Regions from separate parts of the Homo sapiens genome. Here region 2 is linked to region 1. The links are chromatin contacts, found by Hi-C or POLR2A ChIA-PET in ENCODE. All regions are on one chromosome and are shown on one strand. The core of a region is the stretch at or near the end of the contact, and the rest is flanking DNA. Distances in the headings are between cores, read along the strand shown. Region 1 holds the start of LTAP1 (lipid transport auxiliary protein 1). Region 2 holds the start of SNAPIN (SNAP associated protein).

Region 1 (7,124 bases), core at 4,487-6,986:
TTTTTTTTTGAGACAGAGTCTTGCTCTATCACCCAGGCTGGAGTGCAGTGGCGCAATCTCAGTTCACTGCAACCTCCGCCTCCCAGGTTCAAGCAATTCTCCTGCCTCAGCCTCCAGAGTAGCTGGGATTATAGGCGCGTACGACCATGTCTGGCTAATTTTTCTATTCTTAGTAGAGATGGGGTTTCACCATGTTGGCCAGGCTGGTCTCAAACTCCTGACCTCAAGTGATCCGCCTGCCTTGGCCTCCCAAAGTGCTGGGATTACAGGTGTGAGCTACTGCGCCCAGCCTCTCTTGCCTCAGCCTTCTGAGCAGCTAGGATTACAGGTATGCACCTAGCTAGAGGCTACTTTAAAAAAAAATTAACACATATTTCTTTTAAAATAGCCAAGTCAAATTCATGGTATACAAATTTTAAAGATAGTAAAGGGGCCGGGTGCTGTGGCTCACGCCTGTAATCCCAACACTTTGGGAGGCCGAGGTGGGTGGATCACAAGGTCAGGAGATCGAGACCATCCTGGCTAACACGGTGAAACCCTGTCTCTACTAAAAATACAAAAAATTAGCCGGGCGTTGTGGCGGGGTCCTGTAGTCCCAGCTACTCGGGAGGCCGAGGCAGGAGAATGGCGTGAACCCGGGAGGCAGAGCTTGCAGTGAGCCGAGATTGCGCCACTGCACTCCAGCCTGCGTGACAGAGTGAGACGTCTCCAAAAAAAAAAAAAAAGATACTAAAGGTAGCACCTCTCAGTTACCCAGCAGCAACTACTATTTTCAGTTTCATATTAATCTCTCTTACCTAAGAGGGTTACCAGAGCCCCAGGAAATAAATTTTTTGTTGTAACTTTTTACAAACTCCCATTGTGAAACATAAGATACACAAAATACAGGTAACATAGATGTACATTTTAAATAATTATAAAAAGCATAATAATGAACACCTATAACCAATATCCAGTTTATGCAATGGAACATTACCACTAACTTTCTTTTTTTTTTTTTTTGAGACGGAGTCTCGCTCTGTCGCCCAGGCTGGAGTGCAGTGGCGCAATCTCAGCTCACTGCAAGCTCCGCCTCCCGGGTTCACGCCATTCTCCTGCCTCAGCCTCCCGAGTAGCTGGGACTACAGGCGCCCGCCACCACGCCTGGCTAATTTTTTGTATTTTTAGTAGAGACGGGGTTTCACCTTGTTAGCCAGGTTGGTCTCGATCTGCTGACCTCATGATCCACCCGCCTCGGCCTCCCAAAGTGCTGGGATTACAGGCGTGAGCCACCGCGCCCGGCCCTACCACTAACTTTCAAGTCTTGTGTGCCCATCCCTCATTGAATGCTCCGCACCCCAAACCTTAACTTGTCAATAGTCCTCATACACTTCTTCACTGTTTTATCGTGTCACCCTAAAAAAGATGCTTAGCTTTGCCTGGTTTTCAACTTGATACAAATGGAAAAATACTTTAAGAATCCCTCTGCAACTTGTTTAAAAAAAAAATTTTTTTTTTTTGAGACAGGGTCACACTCTGTCACCCAGGCTGGAGTGCAATGGCACAATCTCAGCTCACTATAACCTCCACCTCCTGAGCTCAGATGATCCTCCTGCCTTAGCCTCCTGAGTAGCTGGGGTTACAGGCACACACCACCATGCATGGCTAATTATTAAACATTTTTTTTTTTTGAGATGGAGTCTTGCTCTGTCACCCAGACTGGAGTACAGTGGCATGATCTTGGCTCATTGCAACCTCTGCCTGCTGGGTTCAAGCAATTCTCCTTGCCCTCCTGCCTCAGCCTCCCAAGTAGCTGGGACTACAGGCGCATGCCACCATGCCCAGCTAATTTTTTGTATTTTTCGTAGAGATGGGGTCTCACCATGCTCGCCAGGCTGGTCTCAAACTCCTGACCTTGTGATCTTCTCATGTGGGCCTCCCAAAGTGCTGGGATTACAGGCGTGAACCACCGCGCCTGGCCCATTTTTAAACTTTTTATAGAGACAGGGTTTCCCCATATTGCCTACGCTGGTCTCGAACTCCTGAGCTGACGTGATCAGCCTGCCTCGGCCTCCCAAAGTGCTAGGATTACAGGTGTAAACCACCTCGCCTGGCCTTAAATTTTTTTTTTTTTTGATACAGAGACTCACTCTGTCACCCAGGCTGGAGTGCAATGGTGTGATCTCTGCTCACTGCAACCTCCGCCGGGGCTCAAGTGATTCTCCTGCCTCAGCCTCCTGAGTAGCTGGGATTACAGGCACACACCGCCACGCCCAGCTAATTTTTTTGCATTTTTAGTACAGTCGGGGTTTCACCGTGTTGGCCAGGCTGGTCTTGAACTCCTGACCTCAGGTGATCCACCTGCCTCAGCCTCCCAAAGTGCTGGGATTACAGGCGTTAGCCACCGCACCCAGCAAAATTTTTCAAATATACTTTATTGAGGTTGAATTTACATACAATAAATGCATTCATTTTATGTATATAAATTGATGAGTTTGACAAATGAACATACCCCCTTCACCACCACGTCAATCAAAGTAAAGAATATTTTCATCACCTGGAAATCTCCCCTCTCCCAGCCCAGGCAACATGATGTACTCTTTTACAGTTCTGCCTGTTCTAGAATTTCATATAAATGGGGTGGAAGCACATGGTACATATTCTCTTGTGAACGGCATTTTGGCTTTCTTCACTCAGCATGGTTTTTTTGTTTTTGGTGAGACAGAGTCTCGCTCTGTCACCCAGGCTGGAGTGCAGTGGTTTGATCTCAGCTTACTACAACCTCTGCCACCTGGGTTCAAGGGATTCTCCTACCTCAGCGTCCCGAGTAGTTAGGATTTTTTTCTTGTATTTTTAGTAGAGATTGGGTTTCACCATGTTGGCTGGTCTGGTCTCGAACTCCTGACCTCAAGTGTTATCTGCCCAACTCGGCCTCCCTAAGTGCTGGGATTACCGGCATGAGCTACCATGCCCGGCCCACTCAGCATGTTTTTGAGATTCATGTTTGCAATTTTTTTCATTCAGAAGTATTTTGAGGACTTGTCTTCATATATTTATCTTCAGTTTTTCATTTTTTACACTATTCCAGAATATGAATATACCACTACCTATTTTTTAGAAACAAGGTCTTGCTCTTGCCCATGCTGGAGTGCATCAGTGCAATCATAGCTCACTGCAGTCTGTAACTCCTGGGCTCACATGATCTTCTGGCCTCAGCCTCCCAAAGTGCTAGGACTACAGGTATGAGCCACTGCACTCAGCCTATATAATAATTGAAAAGTGGACATTTGAATTAAGTTTCTTCTTCAAATATTATGAACAATGCCCCTATAAATAATCTTGCACATGTTTCTTGGTACACATGAGCAAAACTTAATTTCTCTATGGTAGGAGAGAAACTGTTGGACCATGGATTAGGTACATGTGCAATCTTACCAGACAATGACCAGTTATTTTCCAAAGTGGTTTTACTAATTTATACTTTCACTAGCAATGGTTGAGAATTTAGAAAAAATTTTTAAGCAAAAGGAATATTGCTCTGAACTAGACCAAGGGACCCCTGAATAGCCAAAGTATTGATTGGTTCATGATGTGCTAGAAACTAACCCTATGTCTTTCTCATGAGGCAGGCAGGACTGTTAAGGTTTCAAGCCAGGACATCCTCCTAGAGCCTTTTCATGTACTATGTCAGCAAAGAACAAAGAGGGGAAGGTTAATAGCACTTGTTAATGAAAGTACAGTGCTCTAGGAGTTGAGGGAGTCATGAGCTCTAGCTCTACAACTAACCTGTTTTTCATTCAGCAACAAATTACAGAGTACCTGCTATGTGTAGGCCCTGGCACTAACCTGTTTTTCATTCAACAAGAAATTACTGAGTACCTACTATGTGTAGGTCCTGGCTTTATAGTCGTGAACAAAACTGGCATGGTGCCTGCATTCTTGAAGCTTACGGTCTAGCGGAAGAGAGAGGCATGTTTTAAACAAATGGACAAACATAAAAATTATGGTAAATGCTATGAAGGAAAAATCAGGGTACCATGTGAAAATAAAGAGAGGGGGAACCTACTTTAAAATAGGTAATAAGCATTCCTTTTTTGGAAGTAACATTTAAGCTAAGATCAAAAGAATGAATGAGCTAGCCAATTGAAGACCATTCCAGATCACAGGAGCAAAAAGGGTGGAAAATTCAGCCAGTGGAGCTGGGTCCCAGTGATCTGGGGAGAGCCACACAAAAGGGGGTTGGTAAGGGAAGCAGGTGTCTTTTACTTAGAAGCGAAAGACTAAAGAAGCAGAATGAGAGTGGCAGTGGGATAGCAATAATTCTGATTCACAAATGTTGGGTTTGAGATGTCTACTACAAATCTAAGTGGAAATGTCAGGTAATCAGTTGGCAATATATGTAAGGAACTCAGGAAAGAGTTCTAGGATAGAGATAAAATTTCATCTGTAGCTAAAGCCAAGGAAAGGAAGACAGTCACCTAAGGAGAAAGTACAGACAAAGATAAAAGACCACTGGGTTATTCACTTCCTATACGTCTTCTGGTAAACTGCCTCCTTTTCTTGGGCTTCTTGGTAACATGAATGGTGGAATTAGATGATTTATGGAGCTCCTCTTAAGTCTAAAATTATGTAAAGGTAACCCTTCTCATTGCTCTTGGGTTAACCTTAATGATCTCAACCCCATCCTAATCAAACAAAAAACACTGGGTAGTTTAAGATGAGCTGGGAAATATTTTACTACAAACAGTTGGGAACTTCGACCCAAGCCCTTCATTCTGCAGATACAAAAACAGAAGTTCCAGGATGAGCCACATGCTTGCCACAGCACTGAGCAGGTAAGCCAAGTTCCAAAGCGCACAGTGCCTGCTCAACTTAGTAAGTACAAGGACAAGTGCACGCAAAGAAACATGAGAATTAAAGTCATCACTAAAGGCAGAGGAAATCTCATTCTTGACCCTAAAAGATCTGGAGAAGTATGTTTAACTTGTGCCCTAAGGACCTACCTTGGGGGCATTGTGTCCCACAGGGACATGAGGTCCCCTTCGAGATTTCATTGCAAAGCGCATGATTTGCCTCTTCACAAAAATAAATAGCAGTACAAACACCTGTCCAAAAAGATGTAAAAATCCTTTAATAAAAAGTCAGTTTTGTTTTGTTTTTTTTTTAAAAAAGCATGCCTTCATTCCAAATCCCCAGATTCCGGCTCTCAGGAATGTTTCAGGGTAAAACTTGGGGCAAAGCAAGGCCGTTATGATGGGGGTGGATCTAAGAAGCCAGCAGCAGGGAGGCGTGGGGTCTGTGCTCTAGCGTTAAAGGGAGGGTTCTAGACTAACGAGGGCGGGTCGGCCCGACTAAGTGACTTAAACTCCCACCTACTCCTGGAATAAGGAGTCAAAGCCCGGATAGGCGCAGGTGAGTGGGTGGAGAATGCAGACGGGGTACAGCTCAAAAGGAGGGTCTCTACTGGGTAAGATGCGACAGCAGGAATGGGGTGGGGTAATCTCCTCACCAGGCTCCCGTAGGCCATCACCAGCACGACATTCACCCCGGAGAGCCAGTTACTGCCGGACGCCATGGCCTCCCTACCTCGCGCAGAATTGTTCGGGTTTACCCCGCTGTCCTGGCTGGTCAGCCCAGGCTCCGCCGAAGCGACGGCGCCTGGGTCCCCTGGAGCTCCCCGGCCATTTCCTTACGGGGGAAGACCAAGCCAGACCCGGCCTGAAAACATGGCGGACAGGCAGGAGAGCTGGGAAAGGAGAACGACGCCTTCCAGCTTCCCCCTGACACGTGACTCAGGCAGGCAATGGCACCCAGGAGCGTCGAGCGCTCAGACGCGGAACTACGACAGTAAGAGGAAGCGGCGGCCATCCGTGCGTCACGTGGTGGAGGCAGGGCCGCCGTGAAGGAGGCGGGGTGGACTCGCGGAGCCGGAAAGAGGTGTCTCGTGGCGAGGCGGCACGCGCACGCTTGCGTGCGCGCCCCTTTTAGCGTCACGCGCTGAGGGACGCAGGAAGGCAAGTGGGCGGGGGAAGGCGCGAGAGCGAGCGCGAGAGGGAAAAGGAGGGAGGGGGTGGGGAAGAGGGAATCTTATATCACGTGACAGGGGCGGCGCGGCCCGGGGTGTCAGTGTGGAGGAGACTGAGGTAAAGTTGGGAGCGCAGCGGCGTTGGCGGCGGCGGCGGCGGCAGCGGCAGCGCGGCGGGGCCGGGTATTGTCCGCGGCCCCTTTAAATCCGCGATCCCCCTTTTACCCTCCCTCTTTTCTCCCCTGCCCCCGCCGTATCCCCTCCCTCGGTAGGCCCCCCCACACCGTGTGTTCCCCCACTGTACACCCCCCCCCGAGTCATGCGAGCCCTGGCGCCCCCCACCTCGAGTCGGCCCCCGGAGGTTTTGTTTATGGTTGGGTTCGCGGCCTAGTGGGCCGCGCCAGAGCCGGGGCCTCGATTTGGGAGCGTGGCCGGGGCGGGGCTTGGAGCAGCCGTAGGAAGGGGGGGCCATGCGGCTAGAGCCTGAGAGGGGAGAGCGAGAAAGAGCGCGAGCGAGCGAGGCCTGGGCCTTGCCTGAGGTAGGGCTCTCTCTTCACCCCGGCCGGTGCCTGCGGAGGAGAGGGCCTCCTCCCTTTCCACCCACTGCGGGCCTCCTCTGATCCGGATCCGGCCTGGTTTGGGGGTGGCGTGGGGGAGGGAGGGCGATGGGGTGGAGCTCCCCCAAACTCCCCCATGTGGCCCTCAGTTTGGTGTGCGAAGGATTAATTTGTTCCGGCTGGGAGGTAGGGAGGAGATTGGCCCCGTGGGCTCTCGATGTGGCGCTGAGGGGGGTGAGCCTCCCATCCTCCACCCGTGGGCTTGCGTCCCCTCTCCGTTTCCAGGCTCTTTGTCAGCTCCTCTTATTACCCTCCCTTCTTTCTCACCAACCCAGTTCTTGGAATATGTTTTTGCTGCTGTCTTTAGCTTCCTGTTTATACTGTAGTTTGGGTACCCCAAACAATTGTGTTATTTGGGAAGCTGGACATGGAGGCCCCCATAGGGTGTATTTACGCTTAAGGGACGTCACTAGAGCACTGGGGTATTTGTTCACTCTTCTCATAATGGTACAGGAATGCCCAGTTTCTTCAAACCCTTAACCTTGTGGACAGCCCTTAAATTG
Region 2 (6,276 bases), core at 2,256-4,755, 560 kb before region 1:
CTGGAGAATTGCTTGAACCCGGAGGTGGAGGTTGCAGTGAGCTGAGATCATACCCCTGCACTTCAGCCCAGGCAACAAAGCAAGACTCTATCTCAAAAAAAAAAAAAAAAAAAAACTGTTGTTTATCTGAAATTCAAATTTACCTGGTGTCCCAAGTGTTTTGTTTATTCTGTTTGCTAAATCCGGCAATAGGGAGTATTTAATCTAAAGAATTGAAGAGGCACCTGAAAGGACAGTGGCCTAACACACAAGGGCTTCTTGTGCAAACAGTGGGCCATCAACCTCCAAGGCCCTCTCCCAGCCCAGGTCAACACCTGTTCTCTCTTTGCAGTACAAGCCTCAGAGATTTCAACACTTTTCCATTCCTCTTCAACACTGTCACTACTTTCTCCCCTGGGCTTCCTTTTCCCAAGGCCTGACTGTGAAGCAGGTTGCAGTTGCCTTGCCACTTACTCCCAAAATAAGCTCCTAGCCTCTCGCAAGAGCTTTACCTCTAATCACCAGAGAGGAAGATACAGGGATACAAACGTAATCAACGACAAAAAGTGTATAAGGTGGTTTTTGGTGTGTGTGTGTGTGAGACAGAGTCTTGCTCTTTCACCCAGGCTGGAGTGCAGTGGCATGATCACAGCTCACTGCAACCTCTACCTCCCAGGCTCAAGTGATCCTCCCACCTCAGCCTCTCGAGTAGCAGGAACTACAGGTGTGTGCCACCATGCCCAGTTATTTTTTTTATTAATTTTTTTGTAGAGATGGGAGTCTCCCTATGTTGCACAGGCCGGTCTTGAACTCCTGGCTTCAAGCAATCCTCCCGCCTCAGCCTCCCAAAGTGGTGGGATTACAGGCATGAGCCACCCCACCCAGTGTAAGTGTATAAGGTTTTAAAAGTTATCACAGTTGGGGCTGGGCTTGGTGGCTCACGCCTGTAATCCCAGCACTTTGGGAGGCCGAGGTGGGAGGACTGCTTGATGCAGGAGTTCAAGACCAGCCTGGGCAACATAGGGAGGCCTCGTCTCTACAAAAAATAATAATAAAAAAAAAGTTATCACAGTTGGGGTCTTAGGTTTAGAGCTGCTGACCACCAAATCTCACAGTGATTCAAATGCCTTATCTTCCTTTATTACTGAAGATGAAGCTCAAAGCTGAACGTTCTGGTGCCCATTTATCACTATGGATGCCTTTGCCTGTCCTCCAGGAGCATTTCTGCTCATACATCCTTCCCCATGGCCTAGGGAATTGGGAGCCACGGGAACACATTAGAGCCTAGGAGACAGATGTAAATTATCTGGAAAGCCATGAAAAACCAAACCGAACTAAACTAAGGAAGGAATCATTGTCTTCATAATTCTCAGGGAAAAAGAAAACCATGGAAGGGTGTCTTGAGGCCAGGAGTTCGAGAACAGCCTGGGCAACATAGGGAGACCCTGCCTGTACCAAAAAAATTTAAAAAATTAGCCAGGCATGGGGGCAGGTGACTGTAGTCCCAGTTACTTAGGAGGCTGAGGCAGGAGGATGGCTCGAGCCCAGAAGTTTGAGGTTACAGTGAGCTATGATAACATCACTGCACTCCAGCCTCAGCAACAGAGTGAGACCTTGTCTCTAAAAATGAAAGGAAAAATAAGTGAACTAAGGAAACTTTAAAATTTATTTTTATGGCCGGGCGCGGTGGCTCATGCCTGTAATCCTAGCACTTTGGAAGGCCGAGGCGGGTGGATCACGAGGTCAGGAGATCGAGACCATCCCGGCTAACGTGGTGAAACCCCATCTCTACTAAAAATACAAAAAATTAGCCGGGCGTGGTGGTGGGCGCCTGTAGTCCCAGCTACTCGGGAGGCTGAAGCAGGAGAATGGCATGAACCCGGGAGGCGGAGCTTGCAGTGAGCGAGATTGCACCACTGCACTCCAGCCTGGGTGACAGAGCAAGACTCGGTCTCAAAAAAAAATTTTTTTTAATTTTTATTTTTTGAGACAGGGTCTCACCCTGTCACCCAGGCTGAAGTGCATGCAGTGCCACGATCTTGGCTCACTGTAGCCTCAACTTCCTAGGCTCAAGGTCCTCCTACTTCAGCCTCCCAAGTAGCGGGGACCACAGCTGTGAGCCACCATGCCTGGCTAATTTTTTTTTTTTTTTTTTTTTTTGAGATGGAGTCTCGCTCTGTCGCCCAGGCTGGAGTGCAGTGGCGCGATCAGGGCTCACTGCAAGCTCTGCCTCCCGGGTTCACGCCATTCTCCTGCCTCAGCCTCCCGAGTAGCTGGGACTACAGGAGTCCGCCACTGCGCCCGGCTAATTGTTTGTATTTTTAGTAGAGATGGGGTTTCACCGTGGTCTCGATGTCCTGACCTCGTGATCCACCCGCCTCGGCCTCCCAAAGTGCTGGGATTACAGGCGTGAGCCACTGCGCCTGGCCGCCTGGCTAATTTTTTATTTCCTGTAGAGACAGAGTCTCACTAGGTTTGTTGCCCAGACTGATCTCGAACTCCTGGGCTCAGGTGATCCTCCCGCCTCAGCCTCCCAAAGTGCTGGGATTACAGGAGTGAGCCACCATGCCCTGCCTGCATGTTTATATTATTCAGCCTTAAAAAGGAATGAAATTCGGATACATGCAGTTTTTTACATATTTAATGCCATTAAAAATATACTCTTTAGAAATAGACCAGGCGTGGTGGCTCACGTCTGTAATCCCAGCACTTTAGGAGGCTGAGTTGGGAGGATCACCTGAGCCCAGGAGTTCGAGACCAGTCTGGGCAACAAACATAGTGAGACCTCTTCTCTACAGAAAATGAAAAATTAGTCAGGCATGGTGGCTAACACCTGTGGTCCCTGCTACTTGGGAGACTGAAGCAGGAGGACCTCTTGACCCCAGGAGGTGAAGGCTACAGTGAGCCAAGACGGTGGCACTGCACTCCAGCCTAGGCGACAGAGAGAGACCTTGTCTTAAAAACAACCAACCACAATAAACTCTTTAGAAATAGAAAACGATACTATGAATATAATGTGGCTTTCTCATAAAGTGTTTTTGTTTTTGGTTTGTTTTTGTTTGGTTTGGGTTGCTTTTTTTTTTTTTTTTTTTTTTTTTGAGGCGGAGTCTCTCTGTTGCCCAGACTGGAGTGCAGTGGCGCGATCTCGGCTCACTGCAATCTCCGCCTCCCGGGTTCAAGCGGTTCTCCTGCCTCAGTCTCCCAAGTAGCTGGGTGCCCGCCACCATGCCCGGCTATCTCATAAAGTTAACATGGGAAGGCTATGGACAACTGCAGGTATTCGCGTTTATTTTCACCTTTAAAGAAAACGAAAAGTATCCACTCCAAAAACTGGTTCCTTTCTACAACCTGAACTTTGGAGATTTTCAAGACCAGCCACAAGGCCTCTACTCCTACGGCCTGGCCCTCCTCCCCGCCCGGTTCGCGCTAGACTCCATTTCCCAGAAACCCCGGTGTCTTGGTGGAGACAGCATTTCCCGGGCGCCCCCTCACGGGGCGGGGCAGTGCGGCGCGGCTCCGGTTCCCGGCGGCCCTCGCGGCAGGTTTCGGGCTTCAGGACAATTCGTGATGGCGGGGGCTGGTTCCGCCGCTGTATCGGGGGCAGGGACCCCGGTGGCGGGGCCCACAGGCCGCGACCTTTTCGCCGAAGGGCTGCTGGAGTTCCTGCGACCCGCTGTGCAGCAGCTCGACTCTCACGTACACGCCGTCAGGTGCCCGGGAGGGAAGTTGGGGGCGGGGCCTGTCTCTCTGGCTTTGTAGGGGCGGGGCCAAGAAAGTGTTCTGGCTGGGAGTGGGCATAAATTTAGGAAACTGATTCGAGGCGGGGAGGACAGGCGGGAAGGCCGCAGGTGGAGGGTTCAGCGGAGGCCGGCTTCTCTCAGTACTTGGTAAATACGTAGGGGAGTTCGTTTCCTGAGCTCCGGTAACTGCCTGACCTTGTAGGCCTTGTACCTCTTTGCAGAGAGAGCCAGGTAGAGCTCCGGGAACAAATTGACAACCTAGCCACAGGTGAGTGAGCATCCCTGTGTACCCGGAATTCTTCAGCCCACTTTCAGGACCTTAGGTTTTTGCCAACCCCTGGGCTGAGTTTCTGTCACTTGCTTCCAGGGCATCAGGGCTGCCAAAGGACTCCTCCTTTCAGGGATGTCTTAAATCTCTAATGGCTGTGGCCCGTTTGGGTGCAAGTGTTTTCCATCCCATTACCAGCCTGCTTTCCCTCAGAACAAGAGATAAGCCGTTAGATCTTAGCTGCACCTTACTTCCATCCCCAGAACTGTGCCGCATAAATGAGGATCAGAAGGTGGCCCTGGATCTTGACCCCTATGTTAAGAAGCTACTTAATGCCCGGCGACGCGTTGTCTTGGTTAACAACATTCTACAGAATGCTCAGGTAAAAGAATATCTTACCAACAGTGATTCTTTGCCCTTTTTTGTAAGTCCTCAACACAGTGAAAGCCACTGTAATTTTAAAATTCTTTGGGGAAAGGGAAATTCACTTCTCCCAGTACTTGAAAAATACCTAGGAAAATTCGTCTCATTCTCACTATTCAGTTGCTGCCATTTACATTCTTGTGTGTGTGTGTGTGACAGTCTCCCTCTGTCACCCAGGCTGGAGTGCGGTGGCTCAATCTCAGCTCGCTGCAACCTCCGCCCCCTGGGCTCAAGCAATTCTGCCTCCGCCTCCCGAGTAACTAGGACTACAAGCGTGCACAACGCCCAGCTAATTTTTGTATTTTTTTGTAGAAGTAGGGTTTCTCCATGTTGCCCAGGCTGGTCTGGAACTCCTGGGCTCAAGTGAGCTTCCCACCTTGGCCACCCGAAGTGCTGAGACTACAGGAGTGAACCACCACACCTGGCTATTTATTTTTATGATACAAGGTCTATCACCCAGGATGGAGTGCAGTGGCATGATAAAGGCTCACTGCAGCCTCTACCTCCCAGGCTCAAGCGATCCATCCACCTCAGCCTCCCAAGTAGCTGGGACTACAGGCATGCACCACCATGTCCAGCTAATTTTTGTATTTTTTCTAGAGACAGGGTTTCACCATGTTACCCAGGCTGGTCCCAAACTCCTGCATGCGAGTGATCCACCTGCCTGGGCCTCCCAAAACGCTGGGATTACAGGCGTGAGCCACTGCACCCGGCCTGCCTGGCCTTTTTTTTTTTTTTTTTAAATAAAAAGACAGGATCGGCTGGGCGCGGTGGCTCTTGCCTGTAATCCCAGCAGTTTGGGAGGCCGAGGTGGACAGGTCACCTGAGGTTGGGAGTTGGAGACCAGCCTGACCAACATAGAGAAACCCCGTCTCTACTAAAAATACAAAATTAGCTGGGCGTGGTAGCGCATGCCTGTAATCCCAGCTACTTGGGAGGCTGAGACAGAAGAATCACTTGAGCCCGGGGGACGGAGGTTGCGGTGAGCTGAGATCGCACCATTGCACTTCAGCCTGGGCAACAAGAGCGAAACTCCGTCTCGGGAAAAAAAAAAAAAAAAAAAAAAGACAGGCTATCACTATGGTGCCCAGGCTGTTCTCAAACTGGGCTCAAGTGATCTTCCTGCCACTTCCTCCTAAATGGTGCTGGGATAGGCATGAGCACCATGCCTGGCCTACATTTTTTTTTTTTTTTGAGATGGAGTTCTCCCTCTGTCACCCAGGCTAGAGTGCAGTGGCACGATCTCATTTCATTGCAACCTCCACCTCCCGGTTTCAAGCGATTCTCCTGCCTCAGATTACAAGCACCCGCCACCATGCCCAGCTAATTTTTTTGTATTTTTTAGTAGAGACGGGTTTTACCATGTTGGTCAGGCTGGTCTTGAACTCCTGACCTCAGGTAATCCACCCGCCTCAGCCTCCCAAAGTGCTGGGATTACAAGTGTGAGCCACCATGCCCGGCCTACATTCTTATATATACTTTTGAAGACTGACTTTGAGGTAGATCACGCCCGGTATTTTTCAGCACCTAGTTCACTTACACTCTCAAGCCTTTCACAGTGGTTAAGATTCCAAACCTTCCTTGTCTTGTAGGAACGACTGAGACGGCTAAACCACAGTGTTGCCAAGGAAACAGCCCGCAGGAGAGCAATGCTGGATTCGGGAATTTACCCCCCTGGCTCCCCAGGCAAATAACAGATGAGCCTATGGACTCAGTAGCACAAGTACTGTTCCCCAGCTGCCTTGTTTCAACAGACATGCAAAGATCCTAGGAGACAGTCCCCATAGACCTTCAGACATTAAAAAGGGAGCCGTACAGTTTGTTTGAAGCACTTCGTCTTACCCATTTATGTAGGGGCCCCAGGAA

Evidence for each region. Hi-C counts contacts between places; a loop is a spot of excess contacts on that map. ChIA-PET counts read pairs that join two places held with the same protein, here RNA polymerase II (POLR2A). Pooled maps may share reads with other maps.
Region 2: a loop to region 1 is called in a map of naive thymus-derived CD4-positive, alpha-beta T cell, with 14 times the contacts of the local background. The contact joins the promoter of SNAPIN here to the promoter of LTAP1 in region 1. A Hi-C loop is called at or near these places in 1 of 168 maps with a recorded cell type or tissue (naive thymus-derived CD4-positive, alpha-beta T cell), 5 of 37 single-sample maps with no recorded cell type and 12 of 50 pooled maps. POLR2A ChIA-PET finds 5 or more read pairs at or near these places in 2 of 52 experiments (GM12878 and activated CD4-positive, alpha-beta T cell).

What each region holds. Positions count from the first base shown.
Region 1 is chr1:154,214,854-154,221,977 of GRCh38, forward strand. It overlaps LTAP1 (lipid transport auxiliary protein 1), which reads right to left and starts at 5,737. Exons shown (of 7, transcript NM_001098616.3): 1 at 5,489-5,737; 2 at 4,983-5,084. The coding sequence starts at 5,554. It overlaps UBAP2L (ubiquitin associated protein 2 like), which reads left to right and starts at 6,102. Exons shown (of 27, transcript NM_014847.4): 1 at 6,102-6,122. RefSeq lists enhancers at 5,110-5,857, 5,436-5,875, 5,858-6,605 and silencers at 5,196-5,265, 6,126-6,275.
Region 2 is chr1:153,655,198-153,661,473 of GRCh38, forward strand. It overlaps SNAPIN (SNAP associated protein), which reads left to right and starts at 3,506. Exons shown (of 4, transcript NM_012437.6): 1 at 3,506-3,689; 2 at 3,941-3,987; 3 at 4,251-4,369; 4 at 6,003-6,276. The coding sequence starts at 3,547. The coding sequence ends at 6,104. RefSeq lists an enhancer at 3,272-3,351.